Linked DNA regions of Homo sapiens: region 2 is linked to region 1. A link is an interaction called in ENCODE POLR2A ChIA-PET data of the cell type or tissue named here. Cell type or tissue: GM12878. All regions are shown on one strand. Each heading gives the region's core, and the rest is flanking DNA. Links, peaks and the distances in the headings are about the cores only.

Region 1 (5,376 bases), core at 217-5,216:
GATGCAGGGTGGCCTGGGTGGATGCTGTGCATGCAGTGGGCATGCATTACAATCGAGGAACCTCATGCTTTGGAAACCCAATCTTTTAAAGGAACTGCTAGCAAACTTGTCCTGGAGGGAGACATTATTTTCCTGACAGCAGAGAAATCTATCCTCACTCCAAAAAGGGACAGTATCTTACAAGATATTTTGCTATACAAAAAGCCAAGAAAAGTTAGTCCAGAACAAAAGCTGTCAATGCCTTCACTCAGAAGATGGGTAGAAACATTAGAGACTCATTGAGACTTGATTCCCAGGAGGCATACATGTCTAAACTAAATAAAGACCTTCTACATACTAATATGAAAAAGACAGATAATCAGTAGAAGGATGGGCAGGGAATATCAGCAGACAATTTTTGAAAGAGGAAGTCTAAATGGTCAAAAAGTGAAAGAATACATGCTCAACTTCACTAATAACTAGGGAAATACACATTAAAGCCATGATAAAATATCACTATAAACCCATCAGAATGGCTAAAACTTAAAAACTAACAATATTAAGTGTTGGAAAGGATATGGAAGAAGGGAACACTTATACACTGCTGGTGAGACTAAGTGATCCAATCACTTTAGAAAACTGTTTGGCATTATTTACAACACTTGAAGATACACATGTCCTATGACCTACCAATTCCAATCTTAGGTATAAATCCAATAAAAATGCATGCATATGTGCACCAAGAATGCTTATAGGGACATGATTCATAACAGCTCTTTTATGGGTTGAATTGTACCCCCCCAAAAAAGAAAATATGATGAAATCTTATTCCCTGGTATTTCAGAATGTGATCTTATTTGGAAATGGGATGTTTGCAAATCTAACCAAGTTAAGATGAGGCCATTAGGGTAGACCCCAGTCCAATATGACTAGTGTCCTTATAAAAAGTGAAAATGTGTACACAGGCACACACAGAGGGAAGATGATGTAAAGCCACACAGGCAGAATACATGTAACAAGGATGGCAGAGATTTGAGTTATGCAGCTGGCAGCCAAGGAACACCAAGCATTGCCAGCAAACCACCAGAAGCTAGGAAGAGTCAAGGAAAGATTCCCCTACAGGCTTCAGAGAGAATGTGGTCCTGCTAATACCTTGACTTCAGACTTCTAGCCTCTAGAACTTTGAAACAATACATTTCTATTGTTCTAAGTCACCTGATATGTGGTACTTTGTTACAGCATCCATAGAAAACTAATGTAAGCCCCAAAATGGAAATAATATCTATCAATATCACATCAATAGTAGGAAGGCTAACTTCAATCAGAAATAACAATTTCTGAAATAACAATAGATAGAAATAGCTATTTAAAAATCACAGTTATGGCCTGGGAATGGTGGCTTATGCCCATAATCCTAGCACTTTGGGAGGCCAAAGCAGGAGGATAACTTGAGGCCAGGAATTTGAGACCAGCTTGGGCAATATAATGACACCCTGTCTCTAGAAAATAAAAAATAGGCTGGTTGCAGTGGCTCACACCTGTAATCCCAGCACTTTGGGAGGCCAAGGCAGTCAGATCACTTGAGGTCAGGAGTTTGAGACCAGCCTGGCCAACATGGCAAAACCCCATCTCTACTAAAAATACAAAAATTAGCCAGGTATGGTGGAGCATGCACCTGCAATCCCAGCTACTCAGGAGGCTGATGTAGGAGGATTGCTTGAACCTAGGAGGTGGAGGCTGCAGTGAGCTGAATGAATAAAGAAATAATAAAATAAAAAATAAAAAATTGCACCTACACAAAAAATCATGAATGCATCTGACAAATAAGATGTTTACCATAAGAAGCCAGACACAAAAAGAAACATATTATATGATTTCATTTATATGAAGTTTAAAAGGTGGGCAACTAAACTATAATGTTTAAAAATGCATGCTTATGTGGTGATGAACTATAAACAAAAGCAAGGACAGGATCACTGCAGAAGTCAGGATACTGGGTATTTGGGTGGGAGTAGGTGGGGCAGGGAAAGAATGAGGTAGTAGCTGAATCAGGGAACTGGAAGCTTCTGGGATACTGGCAATATTTTGTTGATTGATCTGAGTAGTGGTTACACAGGTGTTAACTGAGCAATATACTGTTATTTTGTGTGCTTTTCTGAATGTGTGCATATTTCACAATTTTAAAAGTTTTATACAACTGTTGTTTAAGTCACTTATAAGAAAAGCTCATAAAAAAGAAGGTTATTTTGTAATTTTCATTCAACAGCATCCTTACTGAGTCAATGGCTTAAAGTCATTCCATGAAAACTAATGCCCAAGCATGTTTTTAGATGTTGCACTCTTGAACTTGATGCCATTAGATATGGCATAAAGAAGTGATTTCTTTGGCTAGAGAACTGTAATTTGCAAAACATTATAAGAAAGAGATTGACTTCTTTCATGACACCATAAGGAGCTTTGCTGACCTGCTTCCCAATGAAACTGGTGAAAATGACCAAAAAAAAGTAGTCATTTAAAGTCTCTGGAAATGGTTCCAACAACAAAGAACAAATGAAGAAACATCTATTCAAGAAAACCTGTAAAAATTTGATAAAAGAAAGCAAAAGTCTATGGTAGTTAAGACCCCACCACCCCAGCTCAATATGGTGGAGACTCCACTCTAGACTGCTACACCTAAAAAAGCACAGGTCTCCTTCTCCCCACAGCTTCTGAAACTGCCTTTGCAAAATTATGACTGAGATAGTGAAAGAGATCTAACCTAACTGACTTCACCTTGCTTTTAACCTTTAAGCTGTCCTTGTTCCTTCCTGGACGTGGGCTGAACTAACTTTGGGAGGAAGTTAGTTTATAGTTTATAGTTTAAAACAAAGATGATAACAGTCCTTTCCCAAAACAAATCTCCTTCTTGCCTGGGGACTAGACTGCCTTTGTAGGACTAACAAATTAGCCACAAGATTAGAAATTATGGTTTAGGAGTCATGCAGCTGGAGTCTGGAAGATGAGGCTGTAAAACCTAGATAATCAACTCCTGCACAGAGGGAGTGCTTTCTGGGTAATCGCCAAACTTCACATACATATGATGAGTCCCAGTAAAAAGAGTGGGTCTTAATGAGCACTTTCCTTTCCCTTTTTTGGGGTCAAACTAAGATAAGAAAGCTGGAAGCTTGCATGGGGGTGGGGGGATGCCTGCAGCTGCAAAGAGGTACCTAGGACCAGGCATGGAAATTCCCCTCCTCTTTTTAACTCATGCAGAGTGGGAAGGAGATACCCAGCATAGGAGGAGCCCAAGCTAAGAACCCACCTGCATGACAAAAGAGTGGGATGGGGGCTGCCAGAGATTCTGCTCTATGCAGATGGCACACCTGATCCCAACCAGTTTTTTGTGCTCTACATAGATAAGATACCCCCTCCCCACTAGCTCATTTATGAAACACCTTATGTTTTACTGCAGTATGGCAACCCATATGTGACTCCTCTCTGTAGCAGAGAGCTGTTCTTTTCCTTTCACCTATTAAATTTCTGCTCTAACCTCACCCTGCGTGTGTCTGTGTTCTTGATCTCCATGGCCATGAGACAAAGAATCTCGGGTGTTATCTCAGACAACGAGGCTGCTTCAGAAAGAGCTAGGGGAAAAGGCAGCTGACAGGAGCTTGTCCAGGAGCAGAATAAATATCAAACACTGACTTCAGAAACTATTCTTTCAAAGGAAATACAATTTCTTTGGTTTAGATTATAAAGCTATTTTTGCCCCAGGACATTGTTGAAAACAGTGGAGCAATCAGCAGGCAATTAGTGAAGATTTAACATCTAGGTGTGGTCAGAGAAAGAGAAGTGGCCTTTACCAATATCACTGTCATCCCAGGATAACTGTAGGCATACCCAAAACTGTCTTTCTGAGGAGCAATGTCAGAGGCTTCATTAGCACTGTGGGGGTTGGGGGAGAGTGTTTAAACTTTACTAGAATAATCCAGCCAGCCAATAAACTGATAAATAAACAAATAGCAATAGCAAGCTCTGGGGGTGGAGAAACTGGTACCCAGAATTGATATTACACATAATCTGAAAGGTCAAATTCCCAACAAAAAATAACAAGGTATACAAAGAAACAGTAAGGTATGATCATATACCAGATTAAAAAAAAAAAAAAAAAAAAAAACAGGCGGCTGGGCATGGTGGCTCATGCCTGTAATCCCAGCACTTTGGGAGGCCAAGGCAGGTGGATCACGAGGTCAGAAGATCAAGACCATCCTGGCTAACATGGTGAAACCCCATCTCTACTAAAAATACAAAAAATTAGCTGGGCATGGTGGCGGGCACCTGTAGTCCCAGCTACTCGGGAGGCTGAGGCAGGAGAATGGTGTGAACCCGGGAGGTGGAGCTTGCAGTGAGCCGAGATGGCACCACTGCACTCCAGCCTGGGTGACAGAGAGAGACTCCATCTCAAAAAAAAAAAAAAAAAAAAAAAAAAAAGCAGAGGTAATAGCTCTCACAAGAAGTCTCTGGCTAGCAAAAGACCAAAAGACAAATATTTACACAGATTCCAAATATATTTCTGCCACTTTGCGTGTTCATGAGGCTATTTACAAAGAGAAAAGACTTTTAACTGCTGAAAGTAAAAAAATAAAGTACAAGGAAGAAATTCTATGGCTCTTAAATGCTGTATAGGCCCCAAAAGAGGTGGCAGTGATGCACTGCAAAGGGCACCAAAAAGCAAGAACACTAAAGGCTAAAAAAATAGAAAGGCAGACAAAGAGGCAAAGCAGGCTGCAATGACAACTCCACCTTCTAAAAAGAAAGCCTTAGCTATGCCTCTCCTCCCAGAGATTCCCCTCCTGGAGATCCTGAGCTACTCCAAATGAAAGGGCTTAATTTGCCCAGAAAAATAAAAACTACATTGAAAAAGGATAGTAAAAATTCTCCAATGGGAGGCTAGCCATACCTGAAATGGTGGCCCCCAGATTTGTAAAAGAGTTCCACCAAGGAACTCACATGGAGAAAAACAGCACTAAAGACATTATTAAGGCATCACTTCTATATGCCATGGCTCACTGCCATTACTCAAGCCATTTGTAAACAAGCAGTGTTTAACTTGCACTCAGAACAATCCACGACAAAGGCCTACCTGGCCCCCGGGAGATCAGAAAACAAAAGCCATGCCCTGTGAAAAACTGCTTATGGACTTCACCGAATTGCCCTGAGAGGGAGGCTATCAGTACATGTTGGTGTTCATTTGCACCTTTTCAGGGTAGGTCATGGCCTTCCCCACCTGGACAGAGAAGGCACTAGAGGTAACCGAGGTGTTAAGAGACATTATTCCCAGATTTGGACTGCCTCTAACTCTAAGATCAGACAATGAACCAACACTTGTGGCTGAAATAGTTCAAGACTTAACTCGAC
Region 2 (5,376 bases), core at 327-5,326, 52 kb before region 1:
CCCATTTCTAAGTTCCTTGTGACTTCCTAAAGTCAGACCCTCAACTAGACTGTAGCACCGAGGAGCTGCTTCTGACTTTGTAAAGGGCCTCCTGGTTTTACAAGGTGTTTTCATACTCCTCATCTCTCATAAGCCACACAGAATCCTGCAAAGCAGGGTTTTTTAGGGATGATTGTCTCCACTTGAAAACCAAGAAAACAGAGGCACAGAGATAATAACAGTTAAAACATAGTAATAGACACTGTTTATTAAATGTTTACCATGTGCCAGGACCTGTGCTAAGTAAGTGCCTTCTATTTATTATTTTGTTTAATCCTCCAGCAATGCTAGTAATTGTCCTCATTTTACGGATGAGGATAAGGAGGCTCAGAAAAGCTGAGTGTCTCTCCCAAATTACACAGTTCAGGAACTGGAGCTGCAGTCTGACTCTGGAACCTGAATTCTTACTTACCACACTGTACTTAACAAGTGTGACTCACTGTAGGCACCAGTCTGGTAAAGGATGAGCACAAACTGGCATCTGTCTGCTTTGACACCCTAGACAATCTTCTTTCTACAACATCACACAGGTTCAGATGTCCTCTTTCAATATCTGGAGGTAATGATATAGCTAGAAACAAAACAAAACAAAAGACCAGTTACAGTCAGTTCTTTGGGGTAAAAATGTTGGAAAGACTAATGAGGGCATACTCAGGGCCCCCGAGAGGGGGTATGCACTTGCTGTACTATGAGAGTGAACTAAGGTCTAGGTCAAGCTCTAGGCCAAGCCTATGACCTAACCTGGCTGTAATTCACGTAAAGCTGCTGTGTGTGCTAGCTGCTTCCTGGAATATTGTTCTAAAGCACTTCTGGCAGGTGTCTGAAGCCTGTGCCAGTGAACCAGTCTTTCCTGGGAGTAGTGGTTGCAATATTATGATGTCCGGAGCTGTGCTGTCCAATACGATGGTCACTGGCCACATGTGGCTATTGAGCCCTTGAGATATGGCTAGTCTCAGTTGAAATGTGATATAAATGTAAAATATTTGCCAGATTCTTAAAGACTCAGTATTTAAAAAGAAATGTAAACTATCTCATTAATAATTTTTATGTTAATGACATGATGAAACTATATAATATGCCTTACATTAGATGCCTTACATTTAATATCTTATTAAAATTAACTTTACCTATTTCCCTTTGCTTTTTCAATCACACCAGGAAATTTTAAATTACCTACATGGGCCGGGTACGTGTAGCCACTATGAACTCATTTCAGTTCTCAAACGCCCTAAGCTTTCTCCAGCCTTGACCCCTTCCCCTCCATCCTCACTACTTAGGTAGCTCCTTAGGCAGCAAGTCTGTTCTATAGAGACCTCCTGTGACCCCCTAAGCTATATTAGGTCCCCCACTCTGTCAATTATCTCAGTCCATTATTTCTTCTTTGTGAAATTGATGACACTTCATCACCATCCTCTTATGTGTGGATGTGTTTAATGTCTGTCTCCCCCACTAAACTGGAGCATTATGAGGGTAGGGATGGTGTTTGTGCAGCTGTGTCCTGGTGTACACACAGTCACTCTCACAAGGATTTGTCCATGACTGCTTGCTTGCACAATTAGGAGAGAAGTTGCCACTGGCCGTCGTCGTCATCCAGTCTGAGCCGGGCACTCTGCATGCCTTATCCTCACTCCCCACGGCAACCTTCAGGGGTGCGCCACTGCCACATTTCTGCTGTGGAGCAGCCCAGCGGCTTGGGAAGGGAAGTCACTTGCCCACAGTCTCCTTGTGGGGGAGTGCCCAGGCAGGACTCGAAGCCAGGCCTGGCTGCTTCCCACTCTGTGTGCCTCCTTCCTTGCCAAGGGTGCCCCTGTTTTCAGGTCCCATCTCAGAGAGACTGCGCTCATCCTGGCCAGCCTTGGCTCTGCTCTGTTCTTTGGGAGATCCCAGGGTCAGAAGACCAGGAGGCCAGGTGGGTGATGGGTGTAGATGCTGAGTGCATGGGCCGGGGGCACTGAACCCCAAGCTTGGGGTTGGTTCCAGCCAGATGGGAGCATAGGAGCTGACAGCAGGTCCGTGTGGCCTTGCTCCTCCCAGGTGCAACCCTAGGGGTCCCACACAGCGTGCTGAGGTGCTTGCCCTTACCTCCCAATTCCTCACGGGTATGAGTCCATGAGAATAGTATGGGGTGCATGGACGACCAGGCTGGCAGAAAACAACCTTGACAGGCCGGATGTGAGCAACAGCAGAAAAAGTCAAGCACTTCGATCACAGAAGAGCAAGGGCCTGGTTTGAAAGGGCTTCTTTGAGAAGAGACTGAAAGGGATGTTCTGAGGACCTATTGACAAGACGAGCTAACCACTTCACAAGGGGCCCCTGCCCTCCTCTCAGTGGGAGCCCTGCACAACCCCACTCCGAATTCACCCACATCTTAGAACCCAATGAGCAGGCCCTGCAGTCCTGCTTTCCTAGTCCCCTGCCTGGCAGAGAAACGCTCGAGGAGACAGTAATGTTGATTCAAGTTGGCCAAAAACAGCAAAAGTTCTAAAAGCACAAGAATAACAAGGGATCTGCCGGATACTGAGTGGGGCAGAGATCCTCCTGGGGGAAGGGACACAGGAGTGGAGAGGTCAGAGGCCCTGGCTGGGGGAAGGATGAAGCCAGGAAGTCCACATGACAGGCTCCCCAGTGTCCTGGGAAATGTCTGTGGGCCCTACTCTTGTTCTGGGCAAGGGGTAAGGCAGCCAGACACAGGGGGCAACACCTGACCCTGTGCTGTCTGGAGTTATCACTGGAGGCTCAGAGGGAAAAACTGCATGAACCATCTCAAGGGTTCCTTGAATTCAGCTTTGCACATAAAACTCACGTCGCACTGGTAGGCTTTGAAGATTCCACACTGTGAATGACCAGGCCACAAAGGCATACCCACTCAAGTGACACCTAGGCTGCAGGACCAACCAGAAAGGCCTTTGGAAACCCCCTCCCATGGACAGCTGGCACACAGAGGCTTCATGAAACTCCATTTACTCAGGGTCATTGATTCCTAACAATGGGCGATACTGGGGTTCAATGTATGACTTCATTTGGAGTTTCACTTTGAGTGAATAGTACATTGTATATGTTTTCGCTTCACGGTGAATAAGAGCTGTGCACAGATTGACTGGGAGTAGAAATTGACAGCTATTTTAAAAACTGCTTTTTAGTCATTCTTTTAACCCTTCTCACAGCTGTATGTCAGAAGCAGGTTCTGGCTGGCTGGAGTGCTGAGCCCTAACATGCTGTGCCTCAGTTTGCTGCTGTGTACAATAAGAGGAAGTGACCATGTTCTCCCCTAGAACCTCTCCAGCTCTACACCGCTGGTGTGCATGCCCTCTGTTTGCCAGATCACCCAGTTCTAGGAGACAGGGCATTCTCTTGTAGATGTACTGCATGAAGTATTGAGCTAGGCTAAGGGTGGATGCAGAACTTTGAATTCCAGTGAGTCTGTCTGGAAGCCTCTGAGACATACCAATGTCATATCCTGGGAGGGATGGAAGACTATGGCCTGTGGAAAAGAAAGAGGGAGAGAGGGGAAAAAAGGAGAAAAGAAGCAATTTCCAGATAATAGAGGTGTAAGAATGTCTAGAGGACCCCCTCCTGATATAGAACACCTAGGATGCTGGATAATTACTCAAAAATACCTTTTTAAATAAATGGTTGATCTGGAAAAAAGGTGAAGAAAATCCTCAGAGGCAGAATGCAAATCTGCTGGGTGAAGGAAAGGCTGGAGCTCACATTCACCCTGGGCCCTCTGTGGCCCCTTAAGGCCGGGAGCCTGGCCTTCATGGGTCATGTGCCTGCAACGTGGAAGACAAAGACAAGTTCTGGGCTAGGAAGGGTGAGATTCTATCTGAAGCCCAAACAAAACCAGTATCCCCAAAGGGGAGCTCCCTTTGTAAGTGAAGTAAGAGTCCCACCCCAGTCTCATTTCCACACAGAGGGGAAATTATATAACGATGCCTACATTGGCTTTGGCTCCAGTGAGTAGAAAAAAAGAAAAGTCCTCTCCAGAACTCTCAGCCACAAACCTGTGTTCATGCATATTGGGGCTGAATTTCACACTTCCTGTGTGGCCAAAAAGCCAATCAAACACAGAGGTCCCAGGTTGGAAGTACCCCAGAGTACTGGGTGAAGTAAAGGCAAGTCCCCTCTGGAGGAATGTGCGTTACAACTGGGCCTCAAGGAATAGCACCATTTCCATCAGGGCTTGCTTAGTTCCTTCCCTAGGCAACAGAGGCTGAGGCAAAGCCTGCATGGTGATGCCATATCAGAATGTGAAATTCAACAGGAACAAAGTGCAGGAAGAAGTGAAGTGAGGCAGGGAAAGAGGAAAGCAAACACAGAGTGGTGCATTCCTGAGCTGGCCATAGCTACAGCAGGAAATGTAGCTGGTTATGCAGGCTCTCTGCAAAAGGCCCATGGAATGGCCCACTGCAGTAATTCACACTTGTAATCCCAATGCTTTGGGAGGCTGAGGTGGGAGGATCAATTGACATCAAGAGTTTGAGACCCAGCCTGGACAACATAGTGAGACCCCATCTCTACAAAAAATTTAAAAAATTAGCCGAGTGTGGTGGCACACAGCTGTAGCCCCAGTTACTCAGGAGGCTGAGGTGGGAGGATCACTTGAGCCCAAGAGTTCGAGGCTGCAGTTAGCCATGATCATGCCACTGTACTCCAGCCTGGGTGACAGAGTGAGACCCTGTCTCTAAGAAGCTTAAAAAGCCCCTGGAACCACTGCTTCTTGGAACTGTTGGCTGTGGAAACAAAGGACAACAATTCATTCCTCACCCCTTTCTCTTCTCTTATGTCTCTTTGATCAACGTTTTCTTCTTTGTTTTTTTTTTTTTTCTTTTTTTTCTTTTTTTTTTTTTTTTGAGACAGTCTCACCCTTGTCCCCCAGGCTGGAGTGCAATGGTGCGATCTTGGCTCACTGCAACCTCCGCCTCCCGGGTTCAAGTGATTCCCTTGCCTCAGCCTCCCAAGTAGCTGGGATTACAGGCACCTGCCACCATGCCCCGCTAATTTTTGTGTTTTTAGTAGAGATGAGGTTTCACCATGTTGGCCAGACTGGTCTTGAACTCCTGACCTCAGGTGATCCACCCGCCTCAGCCTCCCAAAGTGCTGGGATTACAGGTGTGAGCCACCGCTCCCGGCCAGGTCAACATTTTCTTTATGGAGCATTAACTTCCCTGAACTTTCAGGTTGTGTTACCTAGGCTCTCTAGTTAGCCACTGGGGAAATCAGAGCCTCCATGGGTCCAGGCAGATCAGGCCTAGAAACCAGAGCTGTTGTGTCTCCCAGTGTTGTGGGCATGATGGAGGCAGTGCCAAAGCCCAGCCGTCATCCCTGGGGAAATGA

Evidence for each region. Peaks named below come from ENCODE experiments on the same cell type or tissue, not always from the same donor. Only the 100,000 strongest peaks of a DNase experiment are listed, where the experiment ranks them.
Region 2: POLR2A ChIA-PET joins it to region 1 with 5 read pairs; 1 of 35 experiments calls an interaction of 5 or more read pairs at or near these places.

Annotation. Positions count from the first base shown.
Region 1 is chr3:39,344,232-39,349,607 of GRCh38, forward strand. No RefSeq gene overlaps it. Among named protein-coding and RNA genes, the nearest start is that of CCR8, 17 kb to the left of the region's middle. RefSeq lists an enhancer at 2,559-2,608 and a silencer at 3,191-3,401. In GM12878, for the core only: no CTCF peak of the experiment used is centred there; a DNase peak (open chromatin) is centred at 2,719; H3K4me3 peaks cover 531 bases; H3K27ac peaks cover 1,530 bases.
Region 2 is chr3:39,292,341-39,297,716 of GRCh38, forward strand. It overlaps a transcript of CX3CR1 not described here. Among named protein-coding and RNA genes, the nearest start is that of CX3CR1, 15 kb to the left of the region's middle. RefSeq lists enhancers at 2,552-2,621, 2,662-2,801, 2,842-3,001, 3,804-3,853. In GM12878, for the core only: no CTCF peak of the experiment used is centred there; DNase peaks (open chromatin) are centred at 3,031 and 4,019; H3K27ac peaks cover 3,046 bases.